Linked DNA regions of Homo sapiens: region 2 is linked to region 1. The links are chromatin loops, found by intact Hi-C in ENCODE. Cell type or tissue: mesothelial cell of epicardium. All regions are shown on one strand. Links, peaks and the distances in the headings refer to the core of each region. The heading gives the core; the rest is flanking DNA.

Region 1 (6,448 bases), core at 644-5,643:
ATAGAAAAAAGTATGGAAGCATTTTCCATGTAAAAGAGAGGAAAAAGGCCATCTAGCTCCACATTTGGTAGTTAAGCAAACTGAGGTGATCAGACATGTGAAGTAACATCCTAGAATTCGTATCAATAATTTCCCTGTGTTTCTGTATTGCCTAATTTTTTCTTATTATACTTTAAATTCTGGAGTACATGTGCAGAATGTGCAGGTTTGTTACATTGGTATACACGTGCCACGTTGGTTTGCTGCACCCATCAACTCATCATCTGCATTAGGTATTTCTCCTAATGCTATCCCTCCCCTAGCCCCCTGACAGGCCCCGGTTGTGATGTTCCCCTCCCTGCGTCCATGTGTTCTCATTGTTCAACTCCAACTTATTGCCTAATTTTATTGTACTACAATATCCTAAAATTACTTCCACTAAGAAAGCATCATTCAACATATACAACGTATTCAACCATCTAATCAACAAATATAATTATACTATACAGGAATGTAGTAGGAAGAAGACCAGATTGGTGTTAGTTAAATTTGTATATATTCAATATATTTTAAAATTCTATTTCTGTAAACGATATCATTTTCCTTAGCCTCATGAGTCTTCACTCTTCGATCTATAAAGAGGTACAAAAGTCAGAAAAATTGGAATAACTTTTCAACTCCTTGTCCTATCTGGTTTTCTTGATATGAACTTGATTGTAACACTCTAAAAATAAAAACACTGGTATAATTCCATTCTCCAAGGAGCAGAAAGTGTTTCTTTTTTAAGTTCCCAAACTTTAATAATTTCTGAGCACTGAACAAGAGCAACAGTCAACAAGTCAGTGTAATATCTGATGTGTAAATGAGACTCATTTTATGTGAATAGTCTATCCTGTTCTACAATTCTAATAACTATGTATAATTCCCTAATGGCATTTAAACTAAACCATTTAAGATGTTCTTCACAAAATACATGAAAATTATGTACACACAATGATCATAATTAGGCAGTTTTAGGAAAGACATTTGTTTCCCATAGGACATTGCTAATAACTCTCCACCTGTGACCTAGAGTTATAATAATTTTTCCAAGGTCACAGAGGTTCCCTAAATGAAGTGGAACTGGAGACATATCACGTGTGGGATCTTCATATAATTAGGAAGAGAGAAAATACTGAGAGTGATGAGTATTTGCTTCGTAATGATCATTTACTAATATAAAGAGTGGGAACACTGTCTGGAGTTCTGAATAAAAAAAAGTAATAAATTTTGCTTTGCCTTATAAACTTTAAAGATATGTTTTAAAATTATTTTCATATTATGAAGGAAATCAAGTTTATTTCAAAAATATGGGCAAACAAAAGACAAAAAATAATTTTAAAAAATCACTTATAATTTCCCAATCTAAAACTAGCTATTGTTAATATTTTATGATTTTTTTTCAATGTTTGTTTCACTATACATATACAAATAGATTGGATCCTACTCTGGGAACTTTAGCCAATTTTTTGTCCAATATTTCTTTAAGCCCTTTGTTCCTTTCCATCAGTCTAATAGTTCTCAACCTGAGACAGTATCTCACCCTTCAGGGGTCATGCAAAATGATACAGCAACCATTGGCAGTGTTAAGAGGGAGTTACAATACTGCAAGTAAATTTGCCCTACCTCAATTCCTGGTAATTCCTTCTAGTTGCATGGAAATTGGATAGATCTTTAAGGAAAAGTCAGTGAAGTAGGGATGTAAGTCATATCCCAATCACCTGATGTTTTAGTTTACCTGCCTGGTAGAATAAGAGCTCAAAATCGAACTTAAGCTTAGATTAAGGTAATTTAAGTTTATTGCAATAAATAAGCTATAAATCTATACTTGAATTTTGGAAAAAGATTTATCCCTGCCACATCAATTGACCTTAATATATCTTTCTGTACTTTTTTTTTTTTTTACCTGTCTCCTGCTCTTCAGCTTCCTCTTCCCTCTCTGTCACGCCAAGGAAAATGCCATTATTTTTCACATTCTGTTTTCTGTATAGACATTTACACATTTTGTATACAGAAAGTCAGGTATGTGTCATTGTCAGTTTTGGGAAACAGTTATGAACTCCTGCTGGGAATATGTAATGGTTTTTAAAGTCAAATTAATAATCACCCCAAAAGGGTGAGGTGACCAACACAACGTAAGATAGATAAAGAATTAATTTAAAAGGGTGGAGATTGTTAGAAAAAAGAAGAATTGCACATGTCATCACATTAGTTCAGTTTTAACAATTGAAGCAAATCACTAAAGATAGTGGACATGAAGAGAGGAAAGAAACAAAAACCCAAGAATTAGTATTACCTTATAGTAAACCTTGTTTTAATCATCAGTTAGCTGACATGTTGATGAAGGCATTGTACATTCATGGGGCCCTTTAAATAGCATCTGAAGTGGACAGACTTGGAAGAATTAAATTGGAATCTGGAAGTATGGCCTGTGCATCAGTGTTTTGTTTTTAAACTCTGAATATGATTATAATATGCATCTAGGATGGAGAATTGTGGAGCAAGCATGTCTAAATGAGTGATCAGTTATAATCTTTCAAGGACAGAGACTCAGTTTTCAGGAGTTGAAGGCACAGGGACCAAGTTCCAAGACTAGATGCTTCTATAGGATAGACCAGTTTGAGCTGACAATCACTAGACCTCCAGGGAGCTTTAGAGGATATTAAAGACTGAAACAGTTTTTCCTCTAAGGAGAAATAGAGCCATGAAAGTTTCAAACCTGTGTGTAAGGGAGAATTATTACAACTCCTACAAGTTAAAGAGGTTTCAAGAAATATAGTACAATGGGCATTGAATAACTGTTATAATAGCAGTGATTACAAATAATAGGCTTATAATTTTAACATTTATTTTCAATTGCATTGTATTTTTGTTTAAGTTCCTTGACGGGAATTATCTTTAGAGGAGATTTGGTAGAGTTTATTTTCAGATAAGTAAATCAAAGTGCCACAGCTTCTAGACTGAGTGTCTGTTGAGCAGACCATGTGTTCTAATGGCATCATTTATCTCCATGCAGGTTTCTGATAGGCTGACAGCTGTGAATAGGACTAACACATCTGACCAGGAAAGGCAGAGGCTGAGTAATCATACTTCATTGTGGAGATAGCAAACCCTTAATAATGAAGGCCTGGTAGACATTTTATAAGCACACCTTGTACTAGGCTGCTTGCTCTAAGCAACTTGTTCTTATCAAAGAAAGAGATTTCAGAACAATTAAAATACTCAGTAGGCACAAACTACATAAGATTCACCTATTATATAACTTGGATGAAACAAACTCACAAAAAGAGTAAAGATGTATTATTTCCATCTCCCTTTGCTGTAAACAAATACCTGAGACTGGGTGATTTACAAAGAAAAGAGCTTAATTGGCTCATGGTTCCACAGGCAGTATAGGAAGCATGTCACCAGCGCCTGCTTCTGAGGAGGCCTCAGGGAGCTTTTACTCATGGCAGAAGTCAAAGTGGGAACAGACATCTGCATGGCAGGAGCAGGTTCCAGAGAGAGACAGAAGGTGCTAAATACTTTTAAACAACCAGATCTCATGAGCAGTCACTCACTATTCAGTACCAAGAAGAGATGGTGCTAAACCATGCATGAGGACTTCACCCCCATGACCCAGTTACCTCCCACAGGGTTCCCCCTCCAACATTGGGGGTTACAATTTGACATGAGATTTCAGTGGGGACACAAATCCAAATCATATCAGAAGATATTCCTCAAACTTAAAAATGTGCAATTCAGCCAGGAAGAATAAGCACTAATACTAACCACTATCCCAAAAGTTGTTTAAATGTTGATTGGAACTTGTATTTCCCAAAGTGGAATTCCCAGACATCTATTTTATTAGTATATTTTTACTTTGAAATTTCAAATTCATTAAGCTTATATATTATGAAGTCAATTTTAAAAAATAAAGCTATTTTAATTGATACAAAATGTGAAATCAGGTTGGTATTTGTATATAGTCTTATATTAGCTTTTAATGTATTTTTCTATTTGCTTTCCTTTGTCAACTATTGACAAAATTAATATACATGCAGATCAGTAGTAGCAAATGGAAACCCCAGTTTTATTATTGTTATTATTATTTCAGAATTCTACTTTACATATTTGTTTGTTTTTGTTTCTGTATTTTCAGGTCCCCCTCATCTTTTCCTAGAATTTGAGCTTTCTCTGAGCAGGGAATCTGGTTGCTTTTGGTTACTGCTGTAAACTGAGTGTCTAATAGCGTACCTGGTACATGAGAATGCTTAACACATGTCCATTGTATGAATCAATGAATAAACCATTTTTGTATTTGTAATTTTTTAATTTAAAATAGAATTCAGACACATAAAAGCTATTTCTTATAGGCATTTAAGTAATTTCTATGAATTATGTGTCTTTTCACTTGTTAGATTCTCAAGTTCCTGGTCATAACCACCATATTTGTAGCTTTCTCACTGGCAATGGTGTTTCTTGAAGTAGAACTGTATCAACCACAAAGAAGTGGGTAATGATATCCTGAGACTCTTAGCTGCTACCCAGGGACTACCAACCAGGGTGTGAATTTCATCTCTAAAGTTTACTGGTTCTGTGACACGTGCAGGATTGCATCATATTCAACTCTGTCTTTCTTCATTTAGTGATTTTGTGTGGTTATGAGAATTCTTGTTATGGTTAGTACCTGTCATGTGATAGACAATCCATTTTTATTTTTCACAATAATTCTTCCAGTAGCACTGTTTAATCTTTAAAACCCACATCTTCCTTTGATAAATATGATAATTCCCAGACTCCTCTAAAGTGGTTTAAAATTTCCTTCATGTCCTACTATTATAATAAGGTGATACCTGTAATAGGAAACTTCTATTTATTAAAGTGTTTGAAGACTACACAGTTCAATAACCCTTTGATGTTACTGCTCGATTTGCCCTTTATATATAGTGTTGTTACATTGATTTGTCCTGCAGAGTTTAGTCTCCTTGATAGCCTTTTCCCAGCAGATTTTAATTAGATGATGAACTTTCCACTTGTTCCTGGATCAGAGAAGAGAGCAGATATATAAAAACAACACAACAAATAAAAAATAGTAAGAACAATAGCAACAAATAATGATTGTGAGTGTTTAGTGCCAGGCACTGTGTCTGAAGCTTAACACGCATTATTTCAATTGACTCTCACAACAGTTCTATGAAGTAAGTGTTATTATTATTCCTTTTTAACAGAAAAAGGAACTAAAGTTTAGAGGTTAAATAAATTGCCCAAAGTCACAAGTAAATGGTAAAGCTAGGATTCTAACCCTTTTCTGCTTTTAAAATGTATCTATAACATCTTCTTTGTCCTTAAAAATGTAGAATGTTATTAGAATTTAGCTCTTAGAAGTATCTAGTGCAGCAAACATGTTTTATAGATGAGGGAAGTTAATGCAAATGTCTAGACGGATCTAAGACTGAGAACCTGTCTCCCGGCCTCCTGTTTAGAACTCTTTCCACTAGAGTGCAAATTTTCACCTCTCAAGCTGGTTTGGACTGTGTAGAGTGCTGAGTGGCTGGAAGTGTCACAGAGAAACCCAGCAGGGTGAGGATTGTTAATAGATTTTATTAATTCACCAAACATTTGTTAAGCACTTACTATGTGCCAGGAACCATGATGATGTGGTATGGAAACAAAGACTGATGACAGAATCATAGCTATAGAATGTAGTTTAGAAATTGGTGGCGTTAGTACTGTTACTATAAATTGTGTTCATTGGTTTGCATTAATTTATACATACAGATAGTCCACTTATCACAGTATAAATCATTTATATTTCTAGTTTTATTTGCTTTCTGTGGAAGTGTTCCTAAGTCTCTAAGCAACATAGGAAAAATGTTGCATACTCACTATTTAGTGAAGTTTAGTTTGGTGATGGCCTTTAGAAGATATTTGTGTGTGTGTGTGTGTGTGTATGTGTGTGTTGATGTCATAAGAGGTCAGTATCTTGCTTATAGACACATTTTCCATATAGAGGACTGTAATCATAACAATCAACAGATGATCTTTTTAAGCTCCCTTTCTCTGCATCACCGAAGCAGGAAGATATACATCTTTCCTGGAGAATATAAGTGGATGTGACTAGCCTGAGACAGATGTTAGGGGTAGGAGGTAATGTCTCTAACAGGCTCTATTCGAAACTGTTGGAAGCCTCCCAGTAACCCTATCTAGAATGTGAACAGTTTGTTCGGTGCTTGGAGTTCAGTTTATCTTTGGAAAAGGTGTTCTCCTACCCATGTACTTTGCATCAGGTTTAAAGACTCTGATTAGATGGTTCTGGCTATGATCTCCCTTCTCCTAACAGTTTCTGGATTTGGAAGATAAGGGGAAGCCGTTGCTTTAACTTTTTTAGCCTTATCCCTCTTCTCTTACCTGGTCTGATACAAAGTGTGGAGTTTTATTTGAAATCTTA
Region 2 (6,448 bases), core at 712-5,711, 100 kb after region 1:
TTTATTTATTTTTATTTTTATTTTGGTTATTTCCTTCAAATGTGGTGCAATGATATGCACATAGTAAGCACTCACAATATTCTTGTTGGATTTTGTGACAAATGTACAGTTATTTCAAATAATCTGAATGTTAAGATAGCTTTCAAGGAACATTTATAGTGCTGTATGAAAAAATAAGTGGGATGCCTACAATATACACAAGTACATTGAAGTGGCAGTAACTCCTACAGACCTAACTATCTTAATCCCCCCAGATATTTTAATGGCTTTTTTATTATAATAATGCAATACAGATTTCTATCGTGTTTTATAATTCGTCACCTACACAAAAATCCACTTTCACATTTCCTCAGTAGACATCTATTCAAATGCCTAGAAATTGTTTAATTCATGATAGGAAATGATCTGATAAATCATCTCTTTTACTTTTTAAATAATTCAGGAAGGGGTTAATGAGCATTTATATCAATATTCTGTCTATTTTTTTTTTCATTCCTAACTTAGTTATACTTATTTACAGGGATTATTTTTGCTTGTGGATATTACTGTTATTGATGTTGGTAATTTGTATTATAAATTTGGTAGTGAATGCAAGCTAAGGGATGAATGATTCCATTTTGCTCTAATTTTATACACCAAATTCATATTAATAGGATGAATGAGAGCTGTGTTCCTGAGGAAGGCATTCAAGTAAGACATGGGTGGAGTTAGGAAAGTGAATGCTGTGTTCTTTTTATATAGTGCTATTAACAACATTCACTGAAGACTCATTTTTTATTCATAAAAACTCATATTTATTCATTGAATGGAATATGATTAGATTGCATCCCTTCCAGGATCATCAATATGCCTAATATCATAGCAAATCACCTACTGGGTGATCCTAATTTTTGGTCCCTACTAATAGTGCATACTTGAAATAAGATGGTGGTCTTGGTAAAAGAGTTTCAATGCATAGCATAATTGAAAAAGGGGACAAGAAAAAGGATTTTTACCTTTACTATTTTAAATTGATTAAACAGAAGAAATATTATATGAATAAAATTTATTTTAAGAATATTATAGAGAAACAATTATAATTATTGAAACATAGGATGAATCTTAAATAACAGTGTTGGGCAGCAGTTGTCTAAAATCTTGATAGTTGTAAAATTCAAATGATCAATGTATTGGATTTTGGGAAAATTTTTCCATTGAAGCAAGTAGAAAAAGTCAAGAAGGAGAAAATAACAAATGCTTTGCTAGGGAATATTTTATAAAATACTTGGCAAGATTGAGGACCTGGCTGTTTCTTTTTTGCAAGAAGACACAGTAAAGATTTATAGGGACTTCAACAATGTTAACATCTTTTTAGAAACTCATTATAATCAAAGTAGGTCATCTGGTAAATATTTGTCTTACCTTCTTCTAATTGTTGTCATTCAAAAAACAGAGAAAGAATCTAGAGGACTTTTGTTAAGGACATAGTTCTATTCCAAAAATAAAACATAAATGGGACTATAGAACAAAAAAGAACCTTGGAAAAAATGACAATACCATCTTAGAGTTTCTGTTAAAGAAGAGAAATGCTGTTAAAATTCATTCATGGGGTTTCATTTTAGAAAAAAATAGATTGCAAATAAGCCAGAACAATTTTATGCATGATCGTAGGAGCACATAAGCAAAAGAGACTTAGATCCCTTAAAAAAGATTATCAGGAAAACTTAAGCTCCAATGACCTTGGGGTTGGAAAACATGCAAAGATTGATAAAAGTAGCTTTAATAGTTACATTTAAAGAGAAGTGGATGAAGAGGGAAAGGGAAAATAGAATGAGAAGCAAATGAAAGAGAGAAGAGCATAGTCTTTTGCTTGGGTAGATGATGTAACATTAACTGGGCTCACTGGAGTGAATTAAAATGTTTGACACCTGTCTTATTCCCATCTTCAATTGTAAAGAATAATTTAGAAACTTGAATCAGTAGCTCAGAGAGAGCCTAGATGTGGGCAAAGGTAAAGCATATCTAGCCTCTAATATTTGGCATCAAAATAACTGTCACAAATGGAAAGAAATTGCTTATATGTTATCAGTAAGTATTCTTTACTAAACACTTACTATATAACAGACACTGTACTGCTGCTAATGTTTCTTATATCATTTTACCCTTTACAGCACTTTGAGGTAGCTAGGATTTGTATTCCTGCTTTTATGGATAAGGGGATGAGGCTTGGAGAGAATCCAACTGCCCAAGATTATAAAACTAGTAAGCGGTGTGAACTTGAACTTAAGTACTCTTTGTTATTTGGAACTCACTCTTAAACCACCGTGCCTTTAATAACAATAGGTCTGAAAATTAAAAATTTATTGTAAGCACATAGCTAACTGACATTAATTAATAGTATAAACATTTGCTCTCTAAAACCTTTTTCTGCTCTAATAAATTATTTCCTTAATCAAGCCTGATAATAAAAAAGTCCTAATTAAAATTTGCAAAGAACATTAAAAATAACTTAATTGTTATTTTCCCTAACAAGTACATTTTAAAAGTTATAAATACCAGAAATTTGTAATGTCACTTGAGAAAAATGAAGTCACAGAAAGGTATAGCTCTTAGAAATGTTGAACTTTAGTGGCGAGTTCTGAACTGTATAAATTACTTTAAGTAAAACTTCCTTTAAATGGACAAGATATTAAAAACTTCCTCTTACAATGTTTTTCTTTAATTTCAAAGGTTAGTTTTGGCTGAATACCTTATACATTATTTGAGGCATTAGAATGTTTAAGTGATTGGCAATATACTTTGTAATTATACATTGTGAGTATTGGAAATAAATGAGAAACAATTGCATTTTTTTTGCCTGTTCCAGTCTCACTTTCTTTAGCCTTAGAAAATAAAAATGTGTAAATAAAATTAGGTAGGAAAAATGTAAAAAATTAGGAAACCAGCCTTCATCACAATTGATTTTGATTGCAATAGATTCCTCTTCTTTCCTTCCTTTTCTTACACCCTCCTCCCTTCCTTCATTAAATTTCTCTCTCCTATGTTCCCTTCCTTTTTTTCTTTAAGATTCGTTTAACCTGAACATTGAGTTAATCTGAATCCAGTTGTAATTTCCATTGTTTTTAAAAGACCTCAATTTATTTACTGAAACATTTAGCAACATAATTTTTGATAAATAAAATAAAATAATCATGGGTGATAGATTTCTTTCTTTTTTTTTTTTTTGTCTTTTCTTGAGATGGAGTCTCCCTCTGTCACCCAGGCTGGAGTATAGTGGCACGATCTCGGCTCACTGCAACCTCTACCTCCTGGGTTCAAGTGATTCTCCTGCCTCAGCCTCCCAAGAAGCTGGGACTACAGGCATCTGCCACCAAGCCTGGCTAATTTTTGTGTGTTTAGTAGAGACCAGGTTTTGCTATGTTGGCTAGGTCAGCCTTCAACTTCTGACCTCAGGTGATCCAGCCACCTCGGCCTCCCAAAGTTTTGGGATTACACGTGTGAGCCACTGCACCCACTGTGTGATAGATTTCTTTACATTTATGACTGGAACTAGTATCTTACATTAATATTTATATTTTGTGTTTTCATACTTTATATATTATTAGTATATTCTTGGAATCTTTGTTAAAACATCTGTTTGAATATGAAGTATCACTTGTTCTTAATTCCACCAGAGTCTTTGTAAATATTAAATAAACTTTACTTCACCCAGAGTCAGTTATTTTAAATATTTAGATGTAATTAGTAAAAATTTTCAGCAATTAAACAGCCCCAAATCATATAACCTTCACCGTATGCCATGCACTATTCTAGATGCTTGCAAGTGTTACCTAATTGAATCCTAACAACAATCTATGCATTGAGTGTACCTGTTATGCCACAGAGAAAATTACAGTAAAGAATTCCAAGGCTAGGAAATCTGGCCCTAGAGCCCAGGTTCTTGAACCAATAGGCTATGCTAACTCTCAAGTGTGAAATTAAAATTATTTAACTTGAATGTGAAAGGAAATCAATTTTGATGTAAGGCTTCCTCTCACGTGTGCTTTTAGTTCAATATAATCTCAGTTGCCATGAGTCTAATAAATCATAAACTTAGTAAAAACTGCCTCATGGACAACAGATTCTAATACGAGTTCTAACAATAATTAGCTATATGATCTTGAGTAAATCATTTATCCTCTCAAGATCTCATTTTCCTCTTCTACACACACAAAAAATGATTGGATAGTATATTCATTTCCTAGGGCTGTCTTCACAAAGTGCCACAAATCGAGTAGCTTTAAACCATAGAAATTTCTTTTCTCTCAGTTCTGAAGACTGGAAGTCCAACATCAAGGAGTCATGCAGGATTGGTTCCTTGTTGATACTCTGAGAAAGAATCTGTTCCAGGTCTTTCTCCTGACTTCTGTGATTGCTGGCAGTCCTGGGATTTCTTTGACTTGTAGACCCACCACTCAGCCTCTGCCTCCATCTTCACATGGCCATATGTGTTTGTCTCTGCAGATCTGTTTTCTTTTCTTATGAAAACCTAAATCACTGGATGGAGGCCCACCCTAATTCAGTACTACCTGATCTTAACAAATTAGATCTGCTATTTCCAAATAAGGTCACAGTCTGAGGTCCTGGGTGGACATGAAATTTTGGGAACAGTATTCAAACCAGTACAGACAAGATTATTTCAAAGATCCCTTCGATACAACATTTTAAAATGTGATGACTTTAGAGCTTTAGTAGTATTTTCAATTTTCTCTTAAGCAAGATTTTTAGTATGACTGCCCATAAGATTTGGAATTATTTGAGTATTTTTAAATAAATTTTTGTTTACATTTGGATATTTTTTGAAAAATATCCAAAATAATAAATTATTTTATAATAATTTAAATTAAATTATATTTTCCCCTTTCATCCTTCTAATACATAAGAGACACTAGTTTTATGGAACTGGTGCAGTGACTTCGCTGACTTGGCATTTAGATGTTTTTAGTACTTAATAATTTCTTCTACTCACATCTGTAATGAGTTCTGTATTTGCCACTTATGAACCCTTTTACTGATGGTCAATTTGGTCAATGAGGCTTTGAAGCTGTTCTGCTGGAGTTGTTCTAGAAAGCAATCTTAGGCATATTCCCATGTTTATGCTTGAATTTACTGTACTTAACAGAAGTATTACAAATACCGAAAAATCTAATGATTCGATAGTAAATTAAGAGTAAAGAAAAAGACTTTTTTTCCAATAGATTATTTTTTCATTCCTTCCCTTCCTCTCTTACTCCCTTCCTTCTTTCTTTACTTCCCTCTTCAGTCTATCACATTCAGAAAACTATCAATATCATTGCCAGTGTGCAAATCTGGGTACTTTTTACAATTAAATATTCTGGATTAACATCTTAAATAGGTTTCCGACAGTGGTAAGAGTCTTGTTGCCAAAACCGAAATGTTTGTCAGTGAGTATGTTAGCATGCTTGGATTATGCATACAATTTTTCTTAGCTTTTCAAAATATAATTATGTTACATTTACCATGAAAACAATAACACTCTAAGTGTTATATGCCAGGCCAGGCGCCGTGGGCCGAGGTGGGTGGATCACCGGAGGTCAGGAGTTTGATACCAGCCTGGGCAACATGGTGAAACCCCGTCTCCACTAAAAAAATAAATAAATAAAAAATTAGCTGGGCATGGCGGTGGGCACCTGTAATTCCAGCTACTTGGGAGGCTGAGACAGGAGAATTGCTTGAACCTGGGAGGCGGAGGTTGCAGTGAGCCAAGGTCGTGCCATTGTACTCCAGCAAAACTCCATCTAAAAAAAAAGAAAAAATGTTATATGCTAAACTTTTGAACATGGCTGAAAGTTGTTTTATTCTAATAAGATAGAAATAGCTATACATTATTCTTCATTTTTTTTTGGTTAGCATTTATTAGATACCTTCTTTATTCCATCAGCATACTAGGCATTGAGGACACAATGTTGAGTACAAACCTGAATTTCTGCCTTCAGCAATTCATAATCTAATTAAAGACACGGGCACATGTACACATGACAGCCTAAGGTACAGGGTTTAGATTAGTGTTACTTTGAAGGAATTTCCAAACTTTTGCTGTACCTTTGAAAATGGCTTATTATAATACTGTAAATTATGCAATTTTCAGAGCATAATATGCTATTATAAAGATACTTTTTTCATTTTTAGTTATTTTAATTATTTCACTGCTATAGTCTGAGTGTCCCCTGAAGATTCATACATTAGAACCTAATTCCTGGTATGATAATATTAAAAAGTGGGGCCTTTGGGAAGTGATTAAGTCATGAGGGCTCTACTCTTTGAATGGCATAAGTGCTCCTATAAAAGACATATGAAAGGGCTCTCATTACCCTTCCACCATGTGAGGACATGGCAAGAAGGCACCATCCGTACCATCTTTGATGAAGAAAGCAAGCCCTCAAGCAGCCACTGAATCTGCTGGCACCTT

Evidence for each region. Hi-C counts contacts between places; a loop is a spot of excess contacts. Peaks named below come from ENCODE experiments on the same cell type or tissue, not always from the same donor. Only the 100,000 strongest peaks of a DNase experiment are listed, where the experiment ranks them.
Region 2: a loop joins it to region 1, with 17 times the contacts of the local background. A loop is called at or near these places in 1 of 110 quality-filtered maps.

The regions. Positions count from the first base shown.
Region 1 is chr2:212,086,675-212,093,122 of GRCh38, reverse strand. All of the region lies in intron 2 of ERBB4 (erb-b2 receptor tyrosine kinase 4), which reads left to right. Among named protein-coding and RNA genes, the nearest start is that of MIR548F2, 340 kb to the left of the region's middle. In mesothelial cell of epicardium, for the core only: no CTCF peak of the experiment used is centred there; a DNase peak (open chromatin) is centred at 3,479.
Region 2 is chr2:211,984,087-211,990,534 of GRCh38, reverse strand. All of the region lies in intron 2 of ERBB4 (erb-b2 receptor tyrosine kinase 4), which reads left to right. Among named protein-coding and RNA genes, the nearest start is that of MIR548F2, 440 kb to the left of the region's middle. In mesothelial cell of epicardium, for the core only: no CTCF peak of the experiment used is centred there; no DNase peak of the experiment used is centred there.